Regions from separate parts of the Homo sapiens genome. Here all the other regions are linked to region 1. The links are chromatin contacts, found by Hi-C or POLR2A ChIA-PET in ENCODE. All regions are on one chromosome and are shown on one strand. The core of a region is the stretch at or near the end of the contact, and the rest is flanking DNA. Distances in the headings are between cores, read along the strand shown.

Region 1 (3,152 bases), core at 305-2,804:
AAATATATGGTATAAAAGATAAAAAATGGTTCACCTGTATAGGGCACTTACCACAAATGGAGCTTGCAAAACTGGAAGTTGCTCTGGGTGAGTCAGTGAGTGGTGAGTGAATGTGAAGGCACAGGGCATGACTGTATACTACAGTAGACTTTATAAACACTGTACACTTAGGCTACATTAAATTTATGTTTAAAATATTTTTCTTTCTTCAATAATAAATTAACCTTAGCTTACTGTAACGTTTTTACTTTATACACCTTCGAATTTTTTTAGCTTTTTGACTCTTTTGTAATAACAGCTTAAAATATACATTGTACAGCTGTACAGAAATGTTTTCTTTCTTTATATCCTTATTCTGTAAACTTTTTTCTATTTTCAAACTTTTTATTTTATTTTTGTGTGTGTTTTTACACAAACACAGACATTAGCCTAGGCCTACACAGGCTCAGGATTGTCAATCTCACTGTCTTCCACCTCCACAGCTTGTCCCACTGGAAGGTCCTCAGGGGAAGTAACAGGCATGGAGCTGTCATCTCCTATGATAACAATGCCTTCTTCTGGATACCTCCTGAAGGACCTGCGTGAGGCTGTTTTACACTTAACTTTATATCTATATGTAGGAGTACACTCTAAAATAATGATAATGGTGGGGTGCAGTGGCTCATACCTGTAATCCCAGCGCTTTGGGAGGCTGAGGTGAGAGGGTCACTTGAAGCCAGGGGTTCCAGATCAGTCTGAGCAACGTAGTGAGACCTGTTCTCTACAAAAAATGTAAAAATTAGCCGAGCATGGTGGTGCACACGTATAGTCCCAGCTACTTGGGAGGCTGAGGTAGGAGGATCACTTGAGCCTGGGAGGTCCAGGCTGCAGTGAGCCATGATTGTGCCACTGCACTGCAGCCTGGATGACAGACTACTGACTCAGGATCTTGTAAAATTCAAATCTAACATTATCCTAAGTAGAAGATGCATCCCTTCAGGATAAGTCAGGTGAAGACTCATTCCACAAATACTAACGCTACCATTTCTGGTTGTCTGAGCTACAAAGGTAAATAAAATGCAGCTTCGATCTCTCTCAGAGCTCACACCTGGCTTAAATTTAAACATCTTTAAGGTAGGGAAGTAAAGGAAAAGCGGAAAAAAAAGCCCTTCAAAATCAGGGAAAGGAAAGCCAAAAGCACTTTATGTTTTCTCATTCTAGATGAGATTTTTAAAAATCATTCTATTTTATTTTTCTTTTTAAAAGAATCGCATGCGGGAATTAGTACAGGGACAACTCTAATATCAAGTTTGTGTATTTAACCTCACATTCTATAAAAGAGCTGGAACAAATGCACTTAAATCAGTGATATTTGAGCTGATGGCTTGAAATTTATTATCAGTCTTTCTGGAAATGATTTTCTTACTCTTTAGGGTTCTCGATTTTTATTTGCATGTTTCTGTTCAGCTTGTAACTACTACAAAGATCAGGAAGAGGAAACAGGACTGCACGGCCCAGTCCTCTTCATGTTTGAGAAATGGCTGAGTCGGCTCCTGGGACGGGCACATGCTTCTAGAATATTGTGGGCTTGTTAAGCCAGTCCCAAAGCAACAATGGCACTGCAGTTTCCAATGCCAAATTCAATGTCGTTTTTGGGTTTTACTTCATAGCCAAACCAAAGAACAGACACTCAAACAGATACATTTCTTGCCTGTTATTTTCCACCCTTTCTTAGCCAGTCCTTAGAAGGATATACAGGCAGGCATTTCTGCTCGTCTGGAAAAAATCAGTGGTGCAGAATATGACAAAAGGTTTCACTTCCTTTTTAGCCTTTATTGAGCAGAAAAGAGCAATTTGAAAATGCTGTCGCTGGGGAGTAAAAAGTCACTTCCTGGCCGCTTTTGTCAAGAGGGCCCCTGCCGCTTGGCACATCTTCAAATAGAATCAAGAGGCACACTTGATTATATCCTTCATGAAAACATTTAAATAATGTGAGGGTTCTGATTTAACATCCTTTCCCCCACATCCCAGGAACTCTCATAGCCAAAATGATGATGCAGCCTTACTTAAAATGTACCTCTCTAAGGTATTCAGAGCTGTTTTAAGGATTCCCCCATAGGCAAGCTACTTAAATGGCTCTAACAACTCAGAAATATAAGACTAAAATTGCACCAGAACCCGCATAGAGTGTCTTAGCAATAATACCACACGTGGCACAAATAATATATATTAGGTTGGCTGTTGCTTAAAAAAAAAAACAATGCCACAAATGTTTAGAAGGAAAATAAAAGGCACTCATGAAATAGTGGTAATCAAATATGAGAAGGTGATATCAGAAGACATTTGTTCTCAGATCTTCTTAATGTAATTCACAATATCCACTGGCAATATGAGCCCCCAGTGGCACCCACTACTCTCCTTTTGATAAATGCAATGGTCTCTTGGCTTTTAAAAAGATAAATCTTGGGTATAACGCTGAGCGTCAGATAGTAATAAAGGTATTTTATACTGTTTTGCCACTGATGACCAAAAAGAAAGTGAGATGAATCGAATTGGGAAAGATACAGCTGTTGAACGTTGAATGAGCAAAGCACCCGGCAGGAAGTGTGTAGGTGAAACCAAACACTCGGTTCAGAGGTGAAATCTGCATCTGACTGGCGGGTTGCAGTTTTCCTTACTAAGAGCAGTTGGGCTGGTTGTTTTTTCCTCCAAAAGACACAGAAATGATCAGAGTAGGTCAGAGAGCTGACTTACTCCTTTTAGAAGCCTTTGGTTTGGCTGTTGGTAAACTGGAAATTGAGTTAACGAAATCTATTGAATTACCAACGAATTCTATCTCACTCTTGTTCTCTTCGAGAATTGGGTAACTCATTGAATATTTTTGACCCACTTTTCCAGAAGCTGAGTGATGTGGATGGATGTCAATATGGCTTTGAATGATGCTTCTTCCAAGCTTTATAGTCTCTGGGATAGGATTGCAAATAAAGCCAGAGGGCTCCTGTGTTTCGTTTGTGTGACATTCACAGTATCCTACACACAATAGATGCTTCATAAATGAGTGTTGAATGAATTAAGTTGGTTCATGATGCACCTATCCCACCCTCTCCATGTAAATACCTATAAATAAACAAATAAATAAAAATAAGGATAGATAACAAGCCCATGTAAAGCCC
Region 2 (3,152 bases), core at 479-2,978, 120 kb before region 1:
CATTAATCACTGAAAACAAGGAAGATGTGCCAGTGGATATGCTTTTATTGTTGTTGTTATCGTTTTAAAGCTACATTTTTTTCTGTTCTGTGAATTGGCAATAAAACAGACATTGACTACCTTGACCCTTATGACATTGCAGATTTGCTTATTTGGCATTCTTCTTGTCCATTTTTTGTTCTTTCCTCCAGAATGCTGTGCTTTTATTGTTAGGCCACCCAGGGACGTCCTTGATCATGCAGGGTGTTGTGACATAGGCTTGTATTCTTGGGACTGCTACCCCTTAAGCCAGGGAAGGACTAGGAAAAGGTCAGGCCAGAGGAAACACAGATGTCAGAGATCTGAAAATTTGTGTGGGGCACTTCAGCTGGGCCAAGGCTGCAGCCTTCACCCTCCTGCATCCTCCTCCTCTTCTGACAAAGCCTTTATGTCTCAATGTCTTTTCAAAGGTACGGCAAAACCCAAGCACATTATCTGAAAGGGAGCCGACCAATGTTCCCTTCTTCCGTCAGGGGTATTGGCAGAGGCCTAGCCAAGTCTTTTCCAGGCCTGTGGGCGTCCTTCAGCATTCAGCAGCTGAGCGCTAATCAATTCCACTATCCTGTCTCCTGAAGGAGCAGAGAATTGGGAGTGGTTCTGAATCAATGTTATTTTTATGGAGTACAAGGGATGTTCCAAAAATGATTATGATTCAGATGTTTCTTACTAACCCACTCCCAAAATGCACTCTTGGGGCAGAAATAAATTAATTTTATGGTATCAAAAAAGATGCTCTGGTTAATAAACTTACTCTGAGTATGCAATCTGTCAGATCAACAATTAGATGATGGTTTAAAGAAGTCATAAAAAAAGAATCTCAAGTCTGAAAGCTCGTGTGCCTTGTGTTAAGTTCGTGCCACTAAGGGGAGGGATAAATGAATGTGGTGTTTGGAGAAAATTAATTTTGTGACTTTACAGACATTCCTACAGCTAAAGCTATTGAAGTTAAAGGGTATGTATAAGGTAATGGTTGAAAGGAATCTGTATATGATGTGACAAGAAAGACACAAAAGCTTAGAACATCTAACACAAAAGTAGAATAATTGCACATACTCAGAAAGCATACATGCATGTTGAAGATGCATGTTGCAAAGATAAATTCTACACTTAAAACAGTCCTGGGCTATGCATGAAATTCCTTCACGAAAAAAAAAAATTCCAACTACCTTTTTGTAGCCATAAAATGTACAAGCCAAAGGGCTAAAGAACTTTGCCACAAACACTTATTAGTTCTAGAATAAAAGTTCATGGTTTAGGAGGTTTCAGTGAAATGATTCGGTCAGAATATATTTCTTTGCAGAAAATGACTACTTACATTGCCAAACTCTTACTATGAATATGGTCAGTCTTTGGAGCCAAAATAAATAAATATAAGATGAGGGTCCACTACAGGAATTCAAACAAATAGGAAAACTTAGCTACTTGAAGTTGACACAGGAAGTCGACAGTTTCACATTCACAAACTAAACAGCCCTAGGAAATGAGAATGTATTATATACCAAAGACAAACACGAAAAAACATTTGCAGAATACCCAGAACAGTCCCCAGCACACAGTTTTGGTTTCCTGTAAAGCTGTCATCATAAACGCAGGAAATCTGGAGGTCTATTCTCCATCTGATTTTTAACATTATGTTTTATGAGAATGTTGCATTTGGCTGTACTTGTATGACTCTAATATGTATAACGGTAGACAAACTATGGCCTGTGAGCCAAGTCCTCCGGCCTGCCGCCTGGTTTTATACAGCCTGCAAGCAGAGTGGTTTTTACATTTTTAAATGGTGAAAAAAAATCAAAAGGAAAATAATATTTCATGACAAATGAAAATTAATTGAAATTAGGATTTCAGTGTCCATGAATAAAGTTTATTTGGAACATAGCCATGCCCAATTGTTTACATATTGTCTGTGGCTGCTTTTGAGCTCAAAGGGCACAGTTGAGTAGTTGTGACAGAGACCGTGTATGTGGCCTTCAAAGCCGAAAATATTTACTGGCTGACCCTTTACAGACAAAGTTTGCCAACCTCTTCTCTAATATGCAAAGGCCAGCAGAATCTGAAAGTGAACACCCAAAAGAACAATATGGAGAAACCAGAAGAGAGAAGAATGCACTCTTCTTGGTGAATCTTCCAAAGTGGCACTTGAGCCTCTCTTACACATCTGCACCGGCTCCCATGCTGTCCGGGCCACATCAGATCAAAGAAGGCAGCCCTCCTCACAAAAACCTCGCTATTCCTTCTGCTACTTGATCTGTGCAAAGCTCAGGTGTGGTTTGCCATTTGATCTGGAGGTTGGAATTAGTTCTTATTTTAGCTGATTTAGGTTACCTAGGTTACACCACAAATCAAAAATAGCTGAAATATCTGTGTAAATGAAAAACAAATGTACAGAGAGAGGGAGCAATCAATTTTCAGAAGATAGAGAAATGTTCTTTTGCATGGAGCCCCCATTGGTAATGAACTCCCTGGTGCTAAATGAAGGGAAGGAGGGAAGGGACTTTTGTGTCTCCCAGCAGGACCTCCAATCAGGCAACAGAATAGAAACTTTTCATTGATTGTAGGCCTTGGCAAAATTGAGGGTTGCCTGTTTGTACTGACACTTTGAAGTTCGATGGGTATTTTGGTAATAAACTCCCTTGTAACTTCACAGTAGTGAGATTATAATAACTTTGGGAGTTATCTCATTATATGTTTTGTGATTTTTTTTTTTGCACACTTTTTTTTTCTTCGAACTCTGATGAAAGTTTAGCTTCAAGGAATCATAAGTTCCAGAGGTTGATGAAACCAGTTATAGACCCTCACTGTTCCAAGTGGGTTCCATGAACGAGCAGCATTGGCGCCTTCTCAGAGCTTGTTAGAAATTCAGAATTTCAGCACCTCCCCCAGACTGGCTGAATCAGAATCTGTGTTTTAACAGGATTCCCAGATTGTCTGAGTATACATTAATTTTTGAGAAGCACTGGTGGAAAAAAGTGCATGAGACTTGGGGTCTTGGGGATCCAGTTCCAGATTGAACTGATGCTAAGTCACTGGTGACCTTGGGCAAATTTCTCACCATCTTTTTGCCTTGGTCATCTTCTCTTTAATGTGCGGCTAAATTCACTGTCTTAGTTCAG
Region 3 (3,152 bases), core at 313-2,812, 110 kb after region 1:
TGTGATTTCATTCTCACTGGCATGGGTGGCCCCTATGTCACCAGGGCCCTTTCCACACCATCTTATGAGTTTGGGACTTATTCTCTTTTTAACCCTCCTTCTTTTTTTTTTTTTTTTGGAGACCAAGTCTCACTCTCTCACCCAGGCTGGAGTGCAGTGGCTTGATCCTAGCTCACTGCAACCTCTGCCTCCCAGGTTCAAGCGATTCTCCTGCCTCAGCCTCCCGAGTAGCTGGGATTACAGGAGTGTGCCACCACGCCCAGCTAATTTTGTATATTTAGTAGAGATGGGGTTTCACCATGTTAGCCAGACTGATCAACCCTCCTTCTTCATAGCGTTGGTTGGCAGGTGGGTTGGTCTCTTGTTCGCCTTCAGTACATTGTTAACTTGGTAAAATGGATTAATTTTCTGTCTTGGTGTTGTCTGAAGCACATCTCTGTTTGAGTCTCCTCAATCATGTTCTTTGATCGTTTCCCTCCGACATAGCTATTGGACTTTGGAGGGTACAAATCATTCCCAATGTTTCTTAGGGTCAAGGGCTTCACCTTCCAGTAGATGCCAGGAGCAGGGTGTGCTATAACTAACTGTTTCTGGAGCACAGCGACCCAAAGCTCCAAGGAGGGATGTGCTCCCACTGTCTGTGACTAAGCCTTTCCCATCAACAGTGTTCTTGCTTACTGAGCATGTGCAGCAGAGGCGGAGGAACAATTCCAACCTCAACTCCACCCCCATGTTAAAATTGGGCCATAAATAAGTAGTAGGATGTGCAACCTGGTCCTCTTGTTCACCCGACTTAGGATGAGAAGGAGGAAGTAAATAAAAAGCATATCTCATGGGAGGGGGAAAGGCATTATAAATAAGAAGAGTGTGTGTCCTTGCTATCCCCATCACAGCTTCCTTGGAGATGGGCACAAGTTACTCACACTCTCAGGTCGCTACATCCCCTTGCATACTCTATATTCCTTGGCCACATGTAAGAGATGATCTGGACCTAAAAGAGTGTCCAGACAGATGGAGCTGGAAGTAGACCTGCAAATGGGGCCGAGAGATCCTGACTCAGGGTCAGGGCTACAATCAGACTCATCCTCTCTCTCCTCTACAAACTGCAGACACTTGTTTTGCCTTTTTCTCATCCATAACATTTGCCTTGCCAAGTGCCTCCCTTGGCTTGGATTCTAAAAATGCCAAGTCTTGCTAAGGTGTAGTATCTATCTGAAGAGAAAGGACACTTCCTGGCCAAGTCAAGGTTGAAAGGGGCTTGGACCAAGGCTTGATGGTGGAAGCGGAATTCATGGAGAATCTGGGAGTTCCTTCCGGGGTGGAGCCAACCAGAGGCCAGTCAGCAGAGAAGCCCCACGTTCAGAGCTTTGTGGGGACCGTCTGTGAACAGCTCCAGTCCTACAAAACTGCACTGAGGGCCCTCAGAAAGTTAGAAGAATGACATGTCAAGATTACCAAAGAATTCAGATAAAAACCATCTGTTGGTGTGCTGTTATTTTCCTACAACAAACCACGGTGCTTAACCTCATGTCAAAATACTCTGTGGTTTCTGAGTTGCATTATTTTCAGTTTCCCTTCCTCTTGATCCATTTCAGAAGATGTTTAAATTGTCTTCAAGTGATTTTATGTGTATATGTGTTTTAATAGAAGACAATTTATAATGACCAAAAGCTGATTTTTTAATGCCATTATCCTTGTTCTCACAGAAGAAGAACGGAAACTATGAAACACAATAAAGCTTACAGAAGTTGTGAAATAGTTGGCTCCAGCAATTTAATTACCTCTCTATTTATTCCAGAGATTGATTTGGGAATTTGTGACCCTTATTGATTAAATGTACGTTGGAAATAATTCATATAGTGTGTACTCACAGGTAAAGTAAAGCCTTTGGCATTGCCACACGTGAGGAAAATACGACATCGCCAATCTAAGGCTTGAACACATGCACGCTGTTTTCCAAATGGCACAAACACCTTTGTAGATCACTTCTTCCATGAAATAAAGCAAATTGGTCAGGTTTCAATCTTTGAACTCATGAATTTATACCCAGCTGAAAGTACAGGCATCTTAAGAATGTCTTGGTTCTTTCTGTTGTTTTTGAATCTGATAGCTGAAGTTCAAAACTGAAGCTTTCTCAATGTGAAGGTCTATAAACTTTGGTTTCTTCTCCCATCCTCCAGCAAAAAATGAAAGGAATCCATATAATTGGCATTCAAATAATTGTCATCTCTGATAAAACTATAAATAAATACACACTCTTGGAGTCCTCCTTTAGGGTTTACCATCAAAACCATCTAACGTTGCTGTATCAAGTGTGCAGATACTTACAAATATATGGCATTAGTTAACAAAACAGTTTGAAAGATATTGGATGAGGAAATTTTACTTTGGATACAGTACTTTGCAGTGCAGATAAAAACATTTAAGCAGGTAAATTATCAAAGGTAGAGAATATCACTTTGTATAAAGGCAGATCATTTAAATATTTTTCTATTTGTAGGTGGACCATATGCATTTATGGTAAGGATGTGTCTTTCTTTCTTACTGTTTCCCTATGGAACCCAGAAGCAGGCCCAAGGAAAAAGAGCAGGAAGCACTGAAGCAGCAACCACCTGTGTGGTGCCCACACTCAATCTGCACAGAATGGGGCCCTGGATGACACGGAAGCAATTGGTTAAGAAGCTGACTGAGTTTTTTTGTGTTTTTTTTTTTTTGTTCTTTTGAGACAGTCTAGCTCTGTTGCCCGGGCTGCATTGCAGTGGCGTGATCTCGGCTCACTGCCACCTCCACCTCCCGGGTTCAAGCGATTCTCCTGCCTCAGCCTCCCAAGTAGCTGGGATTACAGGCACCCACCACCACGCCCAGCTAATTTTTGTATTTTTAGTACAGACGGGGTTTCACCATGTTGGCCAGACTGGTCTCAAACTCCTGACCTCGTGATCCACCTGCCTCGGCCTCCCAAAGTGCTGGGATTACAAGCATGAGCCACCATGCCCGGCCAGCTGACTGGTTTTTTATTTCACTAAACTAACTCTAGTACATTTTGGTCTCATATAGAGAGAGCTTGAGTTTTTTTTAACCCTATTTCTGTATATACCAGTACTTTTTAAGGGTAGAAATGCAGTTCTTCTCAATGTCATGATTGTGTGTAT

Evidence for each region. A loop is a pair of places that touch in the nucleus more often than their neighbours do. ChIA-PET counts read pairs that join two places held with the same protein, here RNA polymerase II (POLR2A). Pooled maps may share reads with other maps.
Region 2: a loop to region 1 is called in a pooled map, with 2.4 times the contacts of the local background. The contact joins two enhancer-like sites. A Hi-C loop is called at or near these places in 1 of 168 maps with a recorded cell type or tissue (PC-3) and 2 of 50 pooled maps. POLR2A ChIA-PET finds 5 or more read pairs at or near these places in 3 of 52 experiments (H1, PC-3 and activated B cell).
Region 3: a loop to region 1 is called in a pooled map, with 6 times the contacts of the local background. The contact joins two enhancer-like sites. A Hi-C loop is called at or near these places in 9 of 37 single-sample maps with no recorded cell type and 6 of 50 pooled maps.

The regions. Positions count from the first base shown.
Region 1 is chrX:12,999,098-13,002,249 of GRCh38, reverse strand. No RefSeq gene overlaps it. Among named protein-coding and RNA genes, the nearest start is that of TMSB4X, 26 kb to the right of the region's middle. Within about 2 kb of position 1,554, at least 19 of the 41 ENCODE cell types and tissues checked have a DNase peak (open chromatin) inside an H3K27ac peak, as active enhancers do; they include PC-3, where a contact is called at or near this core.
Region 2 is chrX:13,122,505-13,125,656 of GRCh38, reverse strand. No RefSeq gene overlaps it. Among named protein-coding and RNA genes, the nearest start is that of FAM9C, 79 kb to the right of the region's middle. Within about 2 kb of position 1,728, at least 6 of the 41 ENCODE cell types and tissues checked have a DNase peak (open chromatin) inside an H3K27ac peak, as active enhancers do; they include PC-3, where a contact is called at or near this core.
Region 3 is chrX:12,888,966-12,892,117 of GRCh38, reverse strand. TLR7 (toll like receptor 7) reads right to left here. Exons shown (of 3, transcript NM_016562.4): 3 at 1,757-3,152. Among named protein-coding and RNA genes, the nearest start is that of TLR8, 16 kb to the left of the region's middle. Within about 2 kb of position 1,562, at least 4 of the 41 ENCODE cell types and tissues checked have a DNase peak (open chromatin) inside an H3K27ac peak, as active enhancers do.